Linked DNA regions of Homo sapiens: region 1 is linked to region 2. The links are chromatin loops, found by intact Hi-C in ENCODE. Cell type or tissue: IMR-90. All regions are shown on one strand. Links, peaks and the distances in the headings refer to the core of each region. The heading gives the core; the rest is flanking DNA.

What was found. Hi-C counts contacts between places; a loop is a spot of excess contacts. Peaks named below come from ENCODE experiments on the same cell type or tissue, not always from the same donor. Only the 100,000 strongest peaks of a DNase experiment are listed, where the experiment ranks them.
Region 1: a loop joins it to region 2, with 2.2 times the contacts of the local background. A loop is called at or near these places in 4 of 110 quality-filtered maps.

Annotation. Positions count from the first base shown.
Region 1 is chr2:30,404,867-30,413,230 of GRCh38, forward strand. No RefSeq gene overlaps it. Among named protein-coding and RNA genes, the nearest start is that of LCLAT1, 38 kb to the right of the region's middle. RefSeq lists an enhancer at 5,318-6,230. In IMR-90, for the core only: a CTCF peak has its summit at 4,434; DNase peaks (open chromatin) are centred at 4,395 and 5,475; H3K27ac peaks cover 2,182 bases.
Region 2 is chr2:30,296,220-30,304,583 of GRCh38, forward strand. LOC102723594 (a long non-coding RNA gene) reads right to left here and starts at 4,477. Exons shown (of 3, transcript XR_427017.4): 1 at 4,058-4,477; 2 at 74-242. RefSeq lists enhancers at 4,660-5,342, 5,343-6,024, 6,025-6,707, 6,708-7,388. In IMR-90, for the core only: no CTCF peak of the experiment used is centred there; DNase peaks (open chromatin) are centred at 4,652, 4,732 and 5,552; H3K4me3 peaks cover 563 bases; H3K27ac peaks cover 2,201 bases.

The DNA.
Region 1 (8,364 bases), core at 3,406-5,905, 110 kb after region 2:
CAGTGAAACCAGCCACCCTGGAAGCCTACCTCACTGAGGGAAAGGCTAAATTGCAGAGCCCAAGTTTTTTTAAAAAATGTTTCTTTGAAAAGACATCCTTGCCCTTTAATTTTAGAATAGTTACTCTCTGGCACTTATCAGAACAGGGCTATTTGGATGTCATCTAGAGACAGAGAAGAAAAGGAGAAACCTAGCAAACTGGGCTGCCTGCTGGATCGACTTTGGTTGCTCTTTCACATGCAGATCAAAAGCTTCCTAAGCAGTTAACCCTCAGCAAGGGAGTGACAACCTCTGCAAGGAGGAGGCTCCTACAAACAGAATTTAGCAGAAGTAAGCACTTCATGCAAAGGCCCGGCATCAGCCAGCACTGGAGATGTCTGGTCACCATATAAATATCCTGAAGATGAGCTTTGGCTCCACTCTAGAAACATCCAGAGTAGTCCCCTGAAATCTACCAGCTGTAAAGTTCCCCAGACTCTTGGAGATTGCCTGGTAGCCATTTCTCAATAGAGATAACTGGGGGTGGGGTAGAGGTAGGGAAGTTCCAGTCTGCAAGATCTTTTTCTCTTCAGTGGCATCTTTCTAGGCTTAGCCCTGGCAATCACTCTGAGAGCTAGAGTAAAAACAGAAAATGAAAGTCTTGGAGAAGGGGCAAGACCAAGAAAGCAGAGATGCAGAGTTGTGTGTCCAAACAACAAATATTGGGAAGGACAAAATGAGCACGAGTTGATTCAGGACAGGCCTTCAGGGAGTGGCCACAAAAGAAATTTGGGGAGCAGGCAAGAACACAGAGATCTTCAGGGGAGCTGCCTTGGGAGAAGGGATACCCAAAACTAGGGACACACCTCTGAAGAAATGTCTGTGAGTGGGAGAATGGGAAAGGACATTGCTCAGGTGGTCAAAGGACCTGCTGAAGTCAAGTCCAATCTGACCTCTGTTGAAGCCTGGGGAACCCAGAGAGGAGGGTCCCACTTGCTCAGCAGTCAGAGATGTCATGAGGGAAAAAGCCGCACCTAAGGGCAACTAGGAGAGGACGAGAGGGAAGGAGGGAGAGCTGACAAGGTGTGCGGCAGAAATTAAAGGAGGTGCTAACCACCAAGATGGAGTCCAGGCCTTCTAAGAAAGAGCACTTTGATTTGTTACAAGGGATTATGGAGAAAGATTCAAGAAATTGAAAAGGCAGAAGGAAACCTTCTCTTTAGGAACCATTTGGCCGTCTCACCACAGAGGCTGTTCTCTTCCTCCTATTGCCTGATTCCTCCAATTTTAAGTACAAAAGTATGCCAGCATCACAGATTCAGAGATCAACCCTGCCTCCTCATTTTGCCAATGAAGATACCTATGGTCACGACAAGATCTGGCGAGCCAATGCCTCCTTCCCAAATTCCTTCCACTTCTTCATCAATGACCGGCACCTGCAGGGTGTGAGTCACTGGGCTGATGCTTCTCTGTGCCCCCATTTTTGGAATCTGAGTCTCCTGTGGTATCTGCCTGAGTCTGTGCCCTTAGAGATTCCCCAATCTCAGCCTCTTACTTACATGAACCTGTGTCTTCTCCAGTCGTTGCATATCTGTGTCGCCTAGGTTCATGAGTATGCATCGGCCTTTGCCAGCTATAGTGAGCCTGTCTGCTGCCATCACTCGCTGACAGCTGAGAAGCCTGTCCTGGCTACCTTGAGAGGGTAGACTTTTGTTCTCAGGCCCACATGCTCCCCATCTTCTCTCAGGGTAGGCATGTGTGTGATTGGGTGCCAAAAGAGTGGGGAGACATGTTGGAGAGCTGGATAATATAGCTTGCAAGCAGCCACTAAGACCTGGTCCGGGGTCCCTACACATTTGAAGACACACAGATGGGAGTGATGATCATGCATGGGTGCTGGTTATATTCTGCCCCAGTCCAACAATGGAACTCTCTTGAAACTGTGAAACATGGATTCCCTAGAGTTCTGATTTATTATGGGTTTACTGCTTAAGCCAAAAGTTTTTGTCACTTTGAGAATAGGTTAAAGGTTAAGAGGATCAATAGGGGGCCCAAAAGGATGTTTAAAACAGGTTCCATTAAACCAAGATCCCATACAAATCCAAGACAAAACCCAGAAATGAGTCTTAGGGATGAGAAGTAAGGCTTCACAGGAGGAGCTGGTTTCTGTCTGAGGGTGATAAGCTGCCAAATCCTTGCTCCAGAGAAGAGAGTCATGGGTTCCCAAGTGGCCTGTGAGTTGGGATAGAGTCAAGGCTGGAGGAAGGGCTTTAAGAAATGATCTTACAGCCAGATATGGTGGGTCACACCTGTAATTCCAGCACTTTGAGAGTTCGTTGCAGGAGGATCGCTTGAGCCCAGGAGCTTGAAACTAGCCTGGGCAACATGGTGAGACCCTGTCTCTAAAAAAAATAAAAATAAAAAAATAAAAAAAAAAAAAAGAAATGATCTTTCCCCAGGCCCAGCATGAGGGCCTTGACTAAATCTCTAGATTCCAGAGACTCCATCCTTTGTTCTTTAAAAAGCTGAGTGACTCTAGTTCTCCCTCCTAGACTCTCTAGATGCTACTTATTTCTGTTCGAACCAAAAAGCACCTATTAAGATCTTCTTCTGAGCCAGGCACGATGACTGGGACGTAGGGGTATGGGAAGGTAAGTTGGTTTGATGCTTGGCTTCACAGAACTTAGAACAAAGTCAAGAGAAGCCCAGCTGCTTCTCTGGAAGGAGAAGCCTCAAAATATGTTGCCCAAAATGCTGAGGCCCACTCCCCCACAAGTCTGATTCCAGATGGTATCAGAGCCGCTCTCAGATGGAAGCAGGGAGTCGTTATCTGGCTGGGTCCCTCCCATTTCCCACTCTGCAGTCATTCATCAAGTGGCTGCCCAGAGCCCAGTGCAGAGCTGAGGCTGGTTCCTGGCCTCGAGAGACATTCCTGGTCTGGATGTCCAGTCAGCTCAGCTTTTCCTAGTGAAGTAGGGGTGGGGTCGTATCTGTGCCACCTGTGCCTCCTCAAGTCCTTAGCATGCCCCCAGGGAAGCACAGGATGCTTCTCTCCATTTCTCTTTGTTTAAAACTTTCCTTAATGTCAGGGGATGGGGGTATTGGATGGACCCCCAGGGGGCTTTAAAAATTGAAAGCCAGTCCCGGCCAGGGCCCCCACCGGATGGTGAGAGAGCACAGGAGGAAGCAAAAGTGCTTGTGTTAACAGAATGTCATTTCCCAACATGATTCAGGCCCCGACGCGAGGCAGGAAAAGGAGAGCAAATGCCTTCCCATTCATCACATCGGACACAGTTATTTTTAGAGTAGCACCAGCTCAGCGCTGGGTTCCAAGGGCCCTGCCGTGGAAGGAGATGAGGCTGGGCTGATACAGTCAGTGAAGAGTGGAAATCTTGCAGGCGTGTGTGTGTGTGTGTGTGTGTGTGTGTGTGTGTGTGTGTGTAGGATAAACAGGAGGGGTGAGCAGGCAGCTTTCCTCCCAAACTGCAGACCCTGAGCCTGGCTCCTTATGTGAGCATGAAGGAAATTGGGTGTGGAAGTAATCATCTGAGGAATTGTTGGGGGAGAAGAAAGGGAGACCCTCTTTGCCTGGAACTGAAGTGGGCCTTTGGCTTAGAAAGGGTCCCCTCACATCCCCACTCTGATCTGACCTGCCTTTTCCCAGGCACTCCCCAGGCTGAGGGCAAAGCAGCCTCATCCTAGACTGGGTAGAACATTGGCTGACTGCAGGGGTTCTTGGCTTCACTATCACAGCCTTACAAACATCTGGCCAGCATGAACGCCTCCCTCCACCCAGATGCTGATGGTGAGCTGGTATCTGAGAAATGGATTCTGCTCCAATCAGCACCTCCATGCCCATTTTCTAGAAGGAGAGTCTTAACTGGACATGGTAAGAGAGTCCCTTTTTGCAAGGGACAGATGAAAGGCTTCCCTTCTTTTTCACCCATTTCTGGTCTTCTCTCCTCTCTCAACCAACTGAAGGAAAAGGAAGACCTGAGGTTGAACCCGGCCCTGAGACAAGATTGGGGTCAGGATGTGGTCCCAGGCTGCCTTTCTTCCTAGGCTGGATTCTTCCTTCTCCTTTCATCTTAAATACACTGCCCTCCTGTTTTCTACCTCTGGAGAGTTCTTGGCTCTATAAAAGATGAATCAACTATCTGGCCTGACCCTAACTAACATAAGCAGTCACAGCCTAGGATGAAACTAAGGCCCTCTTTCTTTCCACAAGGCTTTCTAGATGTGCTTCAAGGTCTATGGAAATGCAGTTTATACTACATGGGTCTTTAAGGGCCTCAGATTTGATTTACTTTCCATTAATAGCTGAACTGTCCCTGAGGTTCTGGCCAGTTTTAAACATTCTTACTGGCAAAGGGGATTAGATAGATGACTTCCTGCACAGTCATTGGATGGATTCCCATAAGCCAAGGCTAGTGGACAGAGCATCCCATAGCAGCAAGTCACTGCTACTGCCTCCACCAGGAAAGCAAAAAAAGCTCATGTGAAGTTTTGATGGGGCTGCCAGCACATTGATAAGAAATCTCCCTGATCCCTGTGTTAGCACCCACAAGGTGGAGAGCTTATCCGCTTTGCACAACAACCCAGGTGAGTAAAGGGATCGCAAAGTAATGAAAGGGGAGGCATCTGGTTCATTTATTTTTACCAATATTTTTTCTTCTGAAGACTTATTACAAAGATGGTCCAGTCATCATTTTAGCAGAAGCAGACAGGTAAGGAGGAAGCAGTATTGTCTGGGAAGCCAGGTGCACCAACCCAGCTTTGCCACTAATCTACATCCCAACTGTGATGTCGAATCAGCCACCCACCTTTCTGGACCACAAAAGGAACGACTTGAACCAAATGAACTTGAAACTCCTTTCCAAAGTACCATAAAACAACAATAACTGGGGAGATGGAGGAGCTGCCTGGAGAAGTTAGTCCTCACACTGCTGCTTGAAGCTAACAGATAGTAGAATAATCCTGGCTGACAGTTACTGATCTCCTAACCAAATGCACATCTCATCATCAGCCGTCACAACAACCCTGAATAGTAGGTATTATTTTCCCATTGTACAGATGAAAGAACTGAGGATCAAAGAGGTTAAACCAACTGCTAAAGGTCAGTAAGTGGCAAAAGCAGGCTTAGGCCTACGTCTTTCTGATGTTTAAGCCCATGTGTTTTCTGTCCTACCATATTACCTCTCAATGGATCAAGGAGAACAATGTCTGTTTGTCTGTGTGTGTGTGTGTGTGTGTGTGTGTGTGTGTGTTTGTTTTTCTTATTATTGAGCATCCTTTTTAAGGTCTGTCCCTTCTCTATACTTCATTTTTCCTTTCCATAACATTATTTATTATTATAAAAGAGCTGCAATTCTACCCACCTTTTGCTGTGCTGGAAGAAAAATGTTGATAAAGTGCCTAGCCCCATATGCCACCAAATCAGAGTCTTTTGCAAGTCACGACCAGATGATCTCATCTGAAAGCTTCTGTGTGTGTTGGGTGCTTGCAGTTGAATAGGATGAGTCAGATGTCAGCCTACTTCTTTTCCAAGCACCTGAAACCCACCAACTTCCTGCTCTTCTTTCCTTTGAAGCTCTGTGTTTCGTTGTGCTTGGGAGTCCCTGGAAGGGCCAGACTGTTTGTCCAGGTTCAACACAAGGCTTGGGGTACAGTAGGTGGAGGTACCAGTATATGTTCCAGTCTCTCTGCTAAATCATTTGTCCCTTTCTCTTTGGCTCACCCTGTTATTTTCAAAACCCATTACCCACTTTGCATTAGGAGTTTCTCAGTCATTTTTTCTTCTTTCCTGTCACTCTCCTTGTATCTCTTTGTCCTTCTCCCTCTGATCTCTGTGCCTTCCCATTCTTTCTTCTGCTTAATGACTGAGTGGCTGACAACTGGGAGTCACACAGTATTATACACACAGCAGATTGAAGTCACCTTCCCATAGACTATGACAATCGTCATGATGCCACAGTACCAGGTGTGGGGGTCCTGGAGGGCTGATAAACAAGACATTCCACTCAGCATGGTATGGAGCAGAAAAAAACTGCATCATCAGGAAATTGACTCACACATAGCAGTTCCTAGACAGAGACCTTGGCCTGCAGTAGGTGACTATGAGAGTTCACATTTCTGCTTTTTCCTCCTCACTGGTACCTGAGTTAATCATGGGGCTTTGGACATAAGGGCAACAGTAGAGTCTCAGAGACACAGGATATTGACAGCATTCCAGAATAATCTGGCACTCTTCTCTTGCTTCCATTCATTATAAGGTCTACTTTAGAGGAACGTTGCAAACAAGGTCCCCAAATGTACCAGCCTCAAAGACTCTAATCCGTTTCCTATAGGCCCAAGAAACTCCAGGTTGGAAAATGAAGTTGGCATGCTTTACTGCACCCTCAGCAAAAATGACTTCATATTTTTGGTAGATGGGTGAATAGCAACTGAAAAGGATTGTTGCCAGGTGCGGTGGCTCACGCCTGTAATCCCAGCACTTTGGGAGGCCGAGGCGGGCGGATCACGAGGTCAGGAGATCGAGACCATCCTGGCTAATGTGGTGAAACCCCGTCTCTACTAAAAAAATACAAAAAATTAGCCGGGCATAGTGGTGGGGGCCTGTAGTCCCAACTGCTCGGGAGGCTGAGGCAGGAGAATGGCGTGAACTCGGGAGGCGGAGCTTGCAGTGAGCCGAGATTGCGCCACTGCACTCCAGCCGGGGCGACAGAGCGAGACTCCATCTCAAAAGAAAAAAAAAAAAGAAAAGGATTGTTGCAATAAGTAGAGGTGATATCTAGACACATTTATCTGTGGGTTAAAAGGAGCTTGTCTTATTCTCAGTTCCCTCTCTGACTCTCTACCTGAACTTTAACATTGTTTTCTTTTCCTGTGTCTTGGTTTCCACATTTATAAGCTAGACTTGTACCAAGAAGAAACCAATACATAATTGGAAAAAGAAAATGCTATGTAAATAATATTAGAGGTTCTCCTGCTGTTTGCTTGACAGCAGTTCACTTGGAAGGTTCAAGATCCTTTTGATCTTAGATGAGAGGCACCAGCTGCTGAGAGAGATGAAGTCTGATTTAATCCAGAGTTAACCTTCCAGAATATCTTTGTCAATAATTTGTGATGCTTCTTTGTAGTCTAAATTCAGGATAAAGGAGGAGAATATGATTTGTGGAATTGGTAATCACTATAAACTATAATTTCTGATCAAACCGTTTTATTTTGTGTTGTTTATGTTTCCCACATACGCCCTTCTGCGCAGACTCAAGAAACCAGTATCTGGACAGATACTTAGGAACTCGCAAAGGCCTTTTATCCTGACTATTTAAGCAAAAATAAACGATAGCTCAAGATATCAGAAGCTACACAAAATTCAGAATGGAAAGTATGTCCAGCACTTTTGACTCCTGATTTTGAGAGGCTTTAAGATAATGTCGCTCCACAGAGCCAATATGGAGAAAGGCTCATTTTGGTTGGGGGGGGTGGTGGGGGGTCACAAAACGTACTTACTGGACTACATACAACTGTCTCCCTGCAATCCTCCCTCACGTCTCCACAGCCAGATTGGAGCAGCCTGTGGAAAAAATTCCTGTCTATTTTCAGAAACAGATAAAAGCATTCAGATTATGCAGTACAAATCTCAGCCTGAAAGCAGCTGGAAAAATCTGTTTCTTGCCACTGTCACTGACCCCCCTGACCCTTGCAAGTAATGACATTCAGGCCTGCTTCTCCCTCCTCCCTTCTCCCTCCTCCTCCCTCCCAGTACAGACTGACCCATCCACTGCACATCTGGTCCTTGTCTACATTGTCAGAGCATTTATCCCTCAGAGAGCTAGAGACAGTGGAACAGGAATTAAGTTTTCTTGCGATTGAAAAAAAAATTATCAAGTGGTTCAAGGAGAAGATAGTGTTAAATCCATATCTCCTATCTGGATTTGTGAGGAGCATATTTGCAACACTGCCTGGTCCTCTGCTCTATACTCAGGGGTCACAGGGCAGGAGGCTCAATCTCAGGCAGGCACACAGGCTTCATTTGCCAAGATCCTCTCCTGGGTAGGACAGTATTCTACCCCGGGTAGAGCTGCTTAAGACCAGATATCTCCCTGTCCTGATCTCTCATAAGCACATGAGGTTTGGGAACACTGAAGAGTTCATCAAACTGGATCTCTGGTGCAGGATTAGCTCTGGCTTTAGAGAAAAGCCTGGACATCTCTACTGTCTAGGACATTCATGTTTGCAATAAATCATTTACGGTCTGAAGATACAAAATTGTAAACACAATAAAACAAGCTTATGCTTAGTGCATTGGGGAGCAAATGTCAGTCACGCACACTTGGGAGGATCACTCCCTTAGTTTTTCATCTGGGAGGTATTAGGGGCCTC
Region 2 (8,364 bases), core at 3,661-6,160:
CTCCTGGCCTTGGTCCTCTCTGCAGTGGGACTTTAGCAGTGGCCCCCTTAGGAGCCTCCAACGTGATACTCACACATTCTTTGTGGATCCAGAGTCAAGGCTGGGTCTGGATACAGGAAGGTCAGGGCCTCCAGGATGTGTGCTGAAGCACTCTGTTAGGTGGCCTGAGGGCCAACCCAGAATGAAATTTATCAGGACCATCTTGCAGCTTTTAGCAGATATCGGGGTCATTGCCTACCACACTGTGGAAAGACAGGAGGGAGGCTCTTAAATTACCCCCTCTGATGTTCCTGGAGAGGGAGGTAAGGAAGGAACATGCTCTTTGCCCAAAGCCATGTGAGTTAGAACCCAGACTCTGTGGGTTCTAACTCTGAACACCCTGTCTCCACTAAGTCTTGTCTGGGAGCTGGAGCACCCAGGTGAAGCCAGGGCATTTCCAAGGGGGAAGCTTGGCTGCCTGCCCATGAACTTGGGCCTGTGGCTCCTGTAGCCTGGAGGCAGGGTGGGATGGGGAAGGGCACAGGCTCTGGGGGCACAGAGACTTGAGTTAGAAGCCTGATTTAGCCCTTTTCCTAGCTGTGGGAATTGGGCAAGCCATGCAATCCCCCAGGTCACCATTATGCCACCTGGATATAGGGGAGAAACATCTGTTTTATAACATTGTTTAGAGGACTCAAAATATTTCGTGTGTACAGTATTTCATGTGTGTACTGTGGCTCACACACTCACCTCCCTGTATTTCGTGTGTACAGTATTAAATGTATGTACTGTGGCTCACACACCTGCCTATATTTTGTGTGTACAGTATTTCAAGTGTGTACTGTGGCTCACACACTCACTCCCTGTATTTCATGTGTACAGTATTTCATGTGTGTACCATTGCTCACACACTCATCTCTCTGCATTTCGTGTGTACAGTATTTCATGTATGTACTGTGGCTCACACACCTTCCTGTATTTTGTGTGTACAGTATTTCATGTGTGTACTGTGGCTCACACTCTCACCTGCCTGTATTTTGTGTGTACAGTATTTCATGTATGTACCACTGCTCACACACTCACCTCCTTGTATTTCATGTGTACAGTATTTCATGTGCGTACCATTGCTGACACACTCACCTCCCTGTACTTCATGTGTACAGTATTTCACGTGTGTACCACTGCTCACACACTCACCTCCTTGTATTTTATGTGTACAGTATTTCATGTGTGTACTGTGGCTTACACACTCACCTCCCTGTATTTTATGTGTACAGTACTTTGTGTTGTATACTGTTGCTTACACGCTCACCTCCCTTGCCCTTCATCTCCCCACTCTTGCTCATATATTCCCCTCTTTACTCCACCCCTATCCCCATTTGTGTTGATTCTAATCACTGGAGAAAGAGCAGAGCTCACAGCAGAACAGTCCTGACAGCAAGTAGGAGAACTTGAGCCATGTCAAGAGGGTCTGTTTCATCTGTTGGAAAGGTTAGGCCAAATGCAACCCCTACAGTGGGTGGCCAGGCAGTCTGGGTACCAGACCCAGGGCAAGGCTGCTGCTACCCATCTCCCCTGCTGCTTGGTGCAGCGTTCCAGGGCCCAAGCATTGACCTCCATACAGGCCACGCAGCCCAGGCCCCGGGTGACTGGGAAGCTGCAGTGGGAGGTGGCAGCTTCCTGCAGTGAGAGGGTCAAGATGGGAAGTTACAAACTCACAGGTGGGGGAAACTCAGTATTCAGAAGAATTACCTGCTGGAATGGGAGCTCTCTGAGATCAAAACTTTTCTTTGCGCCTGTACCTAGAGAAATGCCCATAGTAAGGGCCCATAAATAGCTCTTAAATTAATAAATGAATGAACAATTCATTCCTTCTTCAAAGTGTCCAGTGGATCCACTAATGGGTAGTTAGGAGACTTAGATAAGTTAATGATACAAAAGTATTTTGTCAGCTTTTTGTGTTTTTAACTTACATAAAATAGAAGTCACTTTGGATGTAGAGTCCTCTCTGAGTTTTAATACAAGCACAGATTCATGTAACCACCACTACTAACAAGATAAAGAACAATTCCTATATCACAAAGCATTTCCTCATGCTATGCCTTTGCATTCAGGCCCTTCCTTCATCCCAAGCTCTGTGCAACCACTGATCTATTTTCTGTTCCTGTAATTTTGCCATTTTCAGAATGCCATATAAATGGAATTACACAGTATGTAACCTTTCGAAACTGGCTTCTTTCACTTAGAGTTTAAAGAAAGGGGAAGGAGGATGGAAGCAGTGAGCTCTGATTTGTGACAGGCCTTTCATTTAGCATCATGCATTTGAGAGTCATTTAAGTCGTTGTATGAATAGTTTTTTCCTCTTTACTGCACAGTAGTTTCCATTGTATGAACGTCCCACAGTTCGTTTATCCGCTCATCCAATGAGGGACATTTGGGTTGTTTTCACATGTTGGAGCTTATGAGTAGTGCCGCTATGCATATTGGTGTAGTTTTTGGTAGGAGAATGTTTTCATTTCTCCGGTAGAAATACCTAGAAGTGGGATTGCTGTGTTGTATGGTAAATAGATTCTACTTTATAAGAAATAATCAAACTATTTTCCAGTGTGGCTGTACCATTTTGTATTCCCACCACCAATGTATGAGAGTTCCAGTTTCTTCACATCCTTGTGAGCATTTGGTATTGTCAGTATTTTTAGCCAACCTAATAGGCATGAGATGGTATCTCATTCTGGTTTTAATTTGCATTTCCTTTTTTTTTTTTTTTTTTTGAGACGGAGTTTCGCTCTTGTTGCCCAGGCTGGAGTGCAATGGCACGATCTCGGCTCACTGCAACCTCTGCCTCCCGGGTTCAAGTGATTCTCCTGCCTCAGCCCCCTGAGTAGCTGGGATTACAGGCACGCACCACTACGCCTGGCTAATTTTGTATTTTTAGTAGAGACGAGGTTTCTTTATGTTAGTCAGGCTGGTCTCGAACTCCCAACCTCAGGTGATCCGCCCACCTCGGCCTCCCAAAGTGCTGGGATTACAGGCGTGAGCCACCACGCCCGGCCAATTCGCATTTCCTTAATCACTAATGAGCATCTTTTCATGTATTCGTTTGCCATTTCTATATCTTAATTGGTGAAGCATCTTTTCAAATCTTGCCTAGTTTTTAAAAATTGGTTGTTTCTGATCTTACTTTTACGAGTTCTTTTTATAGTCTAGATGTCTGTTGTCTGATATGTGATCTGCAAGTATTTCCCCCCAGTTTGCAGCTTTTCTTCTCATTCTCTTTAAAATGTCTTTCACAAGAGTAAAGGTGTTTAATTTTGATAAAGTCCAATTTATTGTTTTTCTTTTATAGAGCATGGTTTGGTTGTCGTATCTAAGAACTCTTTGTTTAAGTCAAGATTACAACGATTTTCTCCTGTTTTCTTCTAAGAGTTTTATAGTTACATACTTTACATCTAGGTCCATGATCTATTTTTAATTCACTTTTCTATAACGTGAGGCACAGGTCAAGGGTAATTGTTTTTGCATAGGATATCAAATTTCTCCAACATCATTTATTAAAAAGACTGTCCTTTTTCCATTGAATTCCCTTTATATATCTTTGCCAAAAATCAATTGACCATATTTGTGTGTGTCTATTTCTAGACTCTTTATTCTGTCTATCCTTTCACCAATACCACACTGTTTGCATGACTGTAGCTTGATAGTATCAGGTAGTGTGAGTCTCCAAATTTGTTCTTTCCCAAAATTGCCTTGGCTTTACCTTCTCATATAAGTGTTAGAATTCACTTGCCTGTATCCACAAAGAATCCTGCTGTGCCTTGGCTTGGGATTGTGTTACATCTACAGTTCAATTTGCGGAGAATTGGTATCTTAACTTCAAGAAGGATTCCAATCCATAAACATGCTACCCTGGGGAAGCCAGGTGACACTAACGCCTGCCTGGGGGTGGGAGGCCCTCCCGGCCCCAGCCCAGCTCTGCCAAAAACAGCTGAGTGAGCTTGGGAAAGTTACTTTCCCTCTCTGGCCCTCAATGTCCTCAGCTGTGAAATAGAAAGGTCGGTTAGTTAAACAGAAAGATTACCTTTCAGCTCAGAAGTTCTGGGATTCCCAGTGTAACCTTGAAATGACCTGCTAGGAACAGGAGAGATATTATCAGGTCTCTCCTCAGGGCCTGTCTGATGAGATGGTTCAACAGAGCCACATACAGGAAAAGCCAAATTCACAGCAAACAGCTCAACATGAAAGCCCTGCTGAGTCCAGAGCCCCTGAGTGCAGCCAGCTGAGGGCCTTGCTCTTATTCCTGGGGCACCACAGGCCTTATAAGAAGTCTCCCAATGACAGTCTGAGATAATAGCCTGTCTGTGACAGAACAGCAGACATTGGCCTCTGTTATTCCCAGCCCAGGGAAGTAGTGTGAAGAATAGGCCTTTCTGGGAATGCAGGAGAGAAAATGTTCCCTCCCTCATCCCATCCCATCTCCTCATGTCCAGGCAAAGGAGAGAAAAACCAGGTGGCCCAGCAGCACTATTAATAGTGTTCAAACATTGGAGGCAACCCAAATACCCAACAATTAGGGAATGCTTAAACAAAGGATGGTATGTTGGGACCCTGGAATCCGGCGCAGCTATTAACAATGACAAGTATGTGGATTATGCACTGAAGTGTGTAATAGATAAAATAATGTCAAATAAAAAATGTTGAGAACCAAATAGCACTTGCATATCATTACAGTGATGCTAACATGTTTAGAAATTCCATTGACAAGATTTGGAAAGAAATCGGTTGTAATGCAAACAGAGTTTGTGATTTATAATCTGAGCATAATTGAGCCACTGCTCCATTGAAGTTCTGTGTTAAGTGCTTTGGGGATTCAGAGAAGCCGATGGCTCAAGGCTTGTCCTGGGACGACCTTGCAGCATAGCTGGGGACACATCACCAAACATAAGACTAGGAGGCGAACTCTGACTGAAGGCTGCTTTCACAATTATTCTGTCTGAAGATTCCTAGCTGAGGTATCAAGAGTCTAGGATGGAAGAGCTTTTACAAAACAGTCCTCCCAGGCTTCTTGTTGACAAGGGAGGCAGTTGCTAAGGCACATAATAAAACAAAGCTGGGGGCCGGCTGGAACCCCACCATGGCTGAGGCCCCCGCCTAGGGTAATTCCCTTGGACTTTCAAAGCTCCTGGGACCGTGTGATGGGCCTCAGCACCACGAACCCCCCTAAAGGCTGAGTGTCCCCAGGTGTGACTTCTGAAGTTTCCCAGCCTCCCACCAGCTCTTTGACTTCTGGAGCTCCTGGCCCTCCACCTTGGGGAGCCAGGCAGCTGGAGTAGAGATTCTCTGGGTCTGCTGTCAGGAGGGTACCCGCAAGCCAGAGTGAGCCACTGTGGGCAAGGCTGTCTGGACCCAGGCACCCTGGATGCTGACCCAGGCTCCACTTGCTTGCTGGTGGTCCCAGGCAGGGCACTTAATCCCCTGGGCCTCAGTTTGCATATATGTAGAAGGATCGCAGTGCATTACAAAGCGCCCTACGTTCACTAACGCATCAGCTCTTGTTAGGTTTGTTTACTGATGAAGAAACAAGTTCAGGGAGCCTCCGTGACTAATCCCGGGCCAGAGGCACTTCTTAAGGACACACAGTGGTCAATAGCTATTGGGTTTCTCCAGAGTCCAGTGTTCACTCTCAAAGCTGACCCAGCCCCAGCCTGGCCTCTGGGACCAAGGAAGGTGGTGAGGCTAAGGCCTTAGACACAGCTGAGTGACCATGCGGGAGTTCGAGGAAATTCTGTTTATTTAATAATACAGGCTGGCTTCTCTTGATTCAGAGAGCGTGGGGGCTCCTGGGTGGGAGGCTGAAAAGCCAGGCTCATTGTGTCATAATTGCATCACCCCCTTGTTGGCAATTAATTAGTTAATTACTGTGGGAGAGGCAGAACCAGGGCAGAAATGCCAACTCTAGGCTGGAAAAAGCATTTAAGCCGAGTAACTCTCATTTCCTGTGATATCAGACCTCATCTCCTGGGAGGAGGGTGTGGGGAGATGGGCTCCCAGGAGACCCCGGGTCCTAGGGCAACTGCACACCAGCCAATTTCCAGGACGGGAAGGCAGGAGAACAGACCTGAGTGTCCCCCAGAATGGCAGTGTCCAACCCCACAGGAGTTGGTAGCTGGGGTTTGGGTAACACCTAACTAGGTTAGTTGATTTTTGCTACTCTCCTCCCCGACCTGGGCTGAAGGAAGATCCTGCCTGCCGCCTGCTCCTCTCCCACCCTGTCCTCCTGGCATCTCCTGGTTCTCGGTACTTCATGACTGGAATCTCCAGAGGCAAAACATTCTATCTTCAAACTTCTTTGGGTGACTGGCAGGGTGAATGGTGGTCACAAGAAACTGAAGGCCGAGACCTCAATCAATTCCTTGGGTTTTTAAAGAAATAGTTATCTTGGAGGGAGAAATGATCTCATGAATGTTTTGAGACCCTTCTGTCTGTGCCCACGCCCCTCTACAACAAACAGATAAAGCAGCTGAATTTCTCTCTCCACCCCTCAGTCACGGCCTCACTCTGCTGCCTTCCATGCCCTAATAGAGATAGGTGACCAAATAATTTATCATCCAACCCAGGCAGCTTTGAAGAGCAAGAGGAGACAGTGCCCTTCCTCACTAAGCTGAGGCAACAGACATACACCACGACTGTCCCTGGAAAATGGGGATGAAGGGTTGCCTTCCCTAAGGAGGAAGTTCAAACTGGTTAGCACAGCACACGGGACCCCTCAAGGCCGGCCTCACTGCAGCCTCATCTCCGCACGGACCAGCCCTGCCCTCCACCCTCCAGGCCCCAGGTTTCTTTCCGCTCCTGCCCACTCTCTCGCCTCAGCACCTGTGCATGAGCTGTTCCCTTGTCCAGCCCACACTCCCACCCGATCCCTCCCAGCTGACTCCAACTCACTCCAGCTACCAGCTTGAACAGCACTTCTTCCAGGAAGCATTTCTCACGTCTGGGTTAGACGCTCCTCTTGGTGTATCCATGTCTGCCTGACTGCCCCTTATCACAGACTGGTTCCCTCTTTTGGAGTGCCGGCTCGATGTCTCAGGTCAGCACTGGACAGTAGCTCCATCGGCACGGAGGACGGGCCGTCTTGACCACCTTGTGTTCCCAGAGCCTGGTGCTGACCAGGTGCTGTTGAATGAATGAATCGCTTTTCCACAACTTGCACCCAAAAATGTTCATTCTCACCGAGGTGGGGTATTTTCAGGTGAGAGGTGACAAAACCCATCTAGCATAAGCTAAAGGGATAGTATTCTCATGATGGATTTTGAATGTCAGTAACCCGTTTGGAAATCACCCCCATGTAAGTGGTGGCAAATTCCACTTAAAATGCACCCTGGTCTGGTTGAAGGTCCTGGTGGAAAAATTGGCCCAGTATTTTCGACATGGATGCACCTGCTTGTGCTTGTCTTATCACGTATGAACTCTCTAGTCTCTGGGAATCCAAAGGGAATTAGCCTCACACTTGGAAAATTTTATTTTAAAATACTGACCTTTCGTTTCAAGAATAATAATGACATTTTGATGCTATTTATAGTTTGCCAACTGTTTTCATGTACATTAACTTATCTGTCCTCATAAAAACCCAGTGCAGGAAATGAGACAAACCATTTTGCAGATGAAGAGCCCAAAGCCCAGAAGGGTCAAGGGGTTTGTGCGAACCTCACAGCCGGCACGTGACAAAGTCTGGAAGCACATCTTGGTGGTCCTGCTCCAGACCCTGAGCGCCAGAGCTCTCTCCCCCATCTCCCCTTGTCACCACAAACAATGGAACCTGTGACCATTGTTCTTCCCAGCAACAAAGGGCTGCTGGCTAGGTACGGATGATGGCTTTTAGATAAAATATTGTTGATTGATTACTGTGATGGTTGTTTTTTTGTTTTGTTTTCTTTGTTTGTTTTTTGAGACAGAGTCTTGCTCTGTCGCCCAGGCTGGGGTGCAGTGGTGCCATCTTGGCTCACGGCAAGCTCCGCCTCCAGGGTTTACGCCATTCTCCTGCCTCAGCCTCCTGAGTAGCTGGGACTACAGGCGCCCACCACCAAGCCCGCCTAGTTTTTTGTATTTTTAATAGAAACGGTTTCACCGTGTTAGCCAGGATGGTCTCGATCTCCTGACCTCGTGATCTGCCTGCCTCAGCCTCCCAAAGTGCTGGGATTACAGGCGTGAGCCACCGCGCCCGGCTGTGATGGTTAGTTTTACACTTCAACTTGACTGGGCTCAGGGATGCCCAGAGAGCTGGTAAAACATGATTTTTGCATGTATCCATGAGGGTGTTTCCCGAAGAGATTAGCATTGAATCAGTAGACTGTCCAGATGCCTGTAATCCCAGCACTTTGGGAGGCTGAG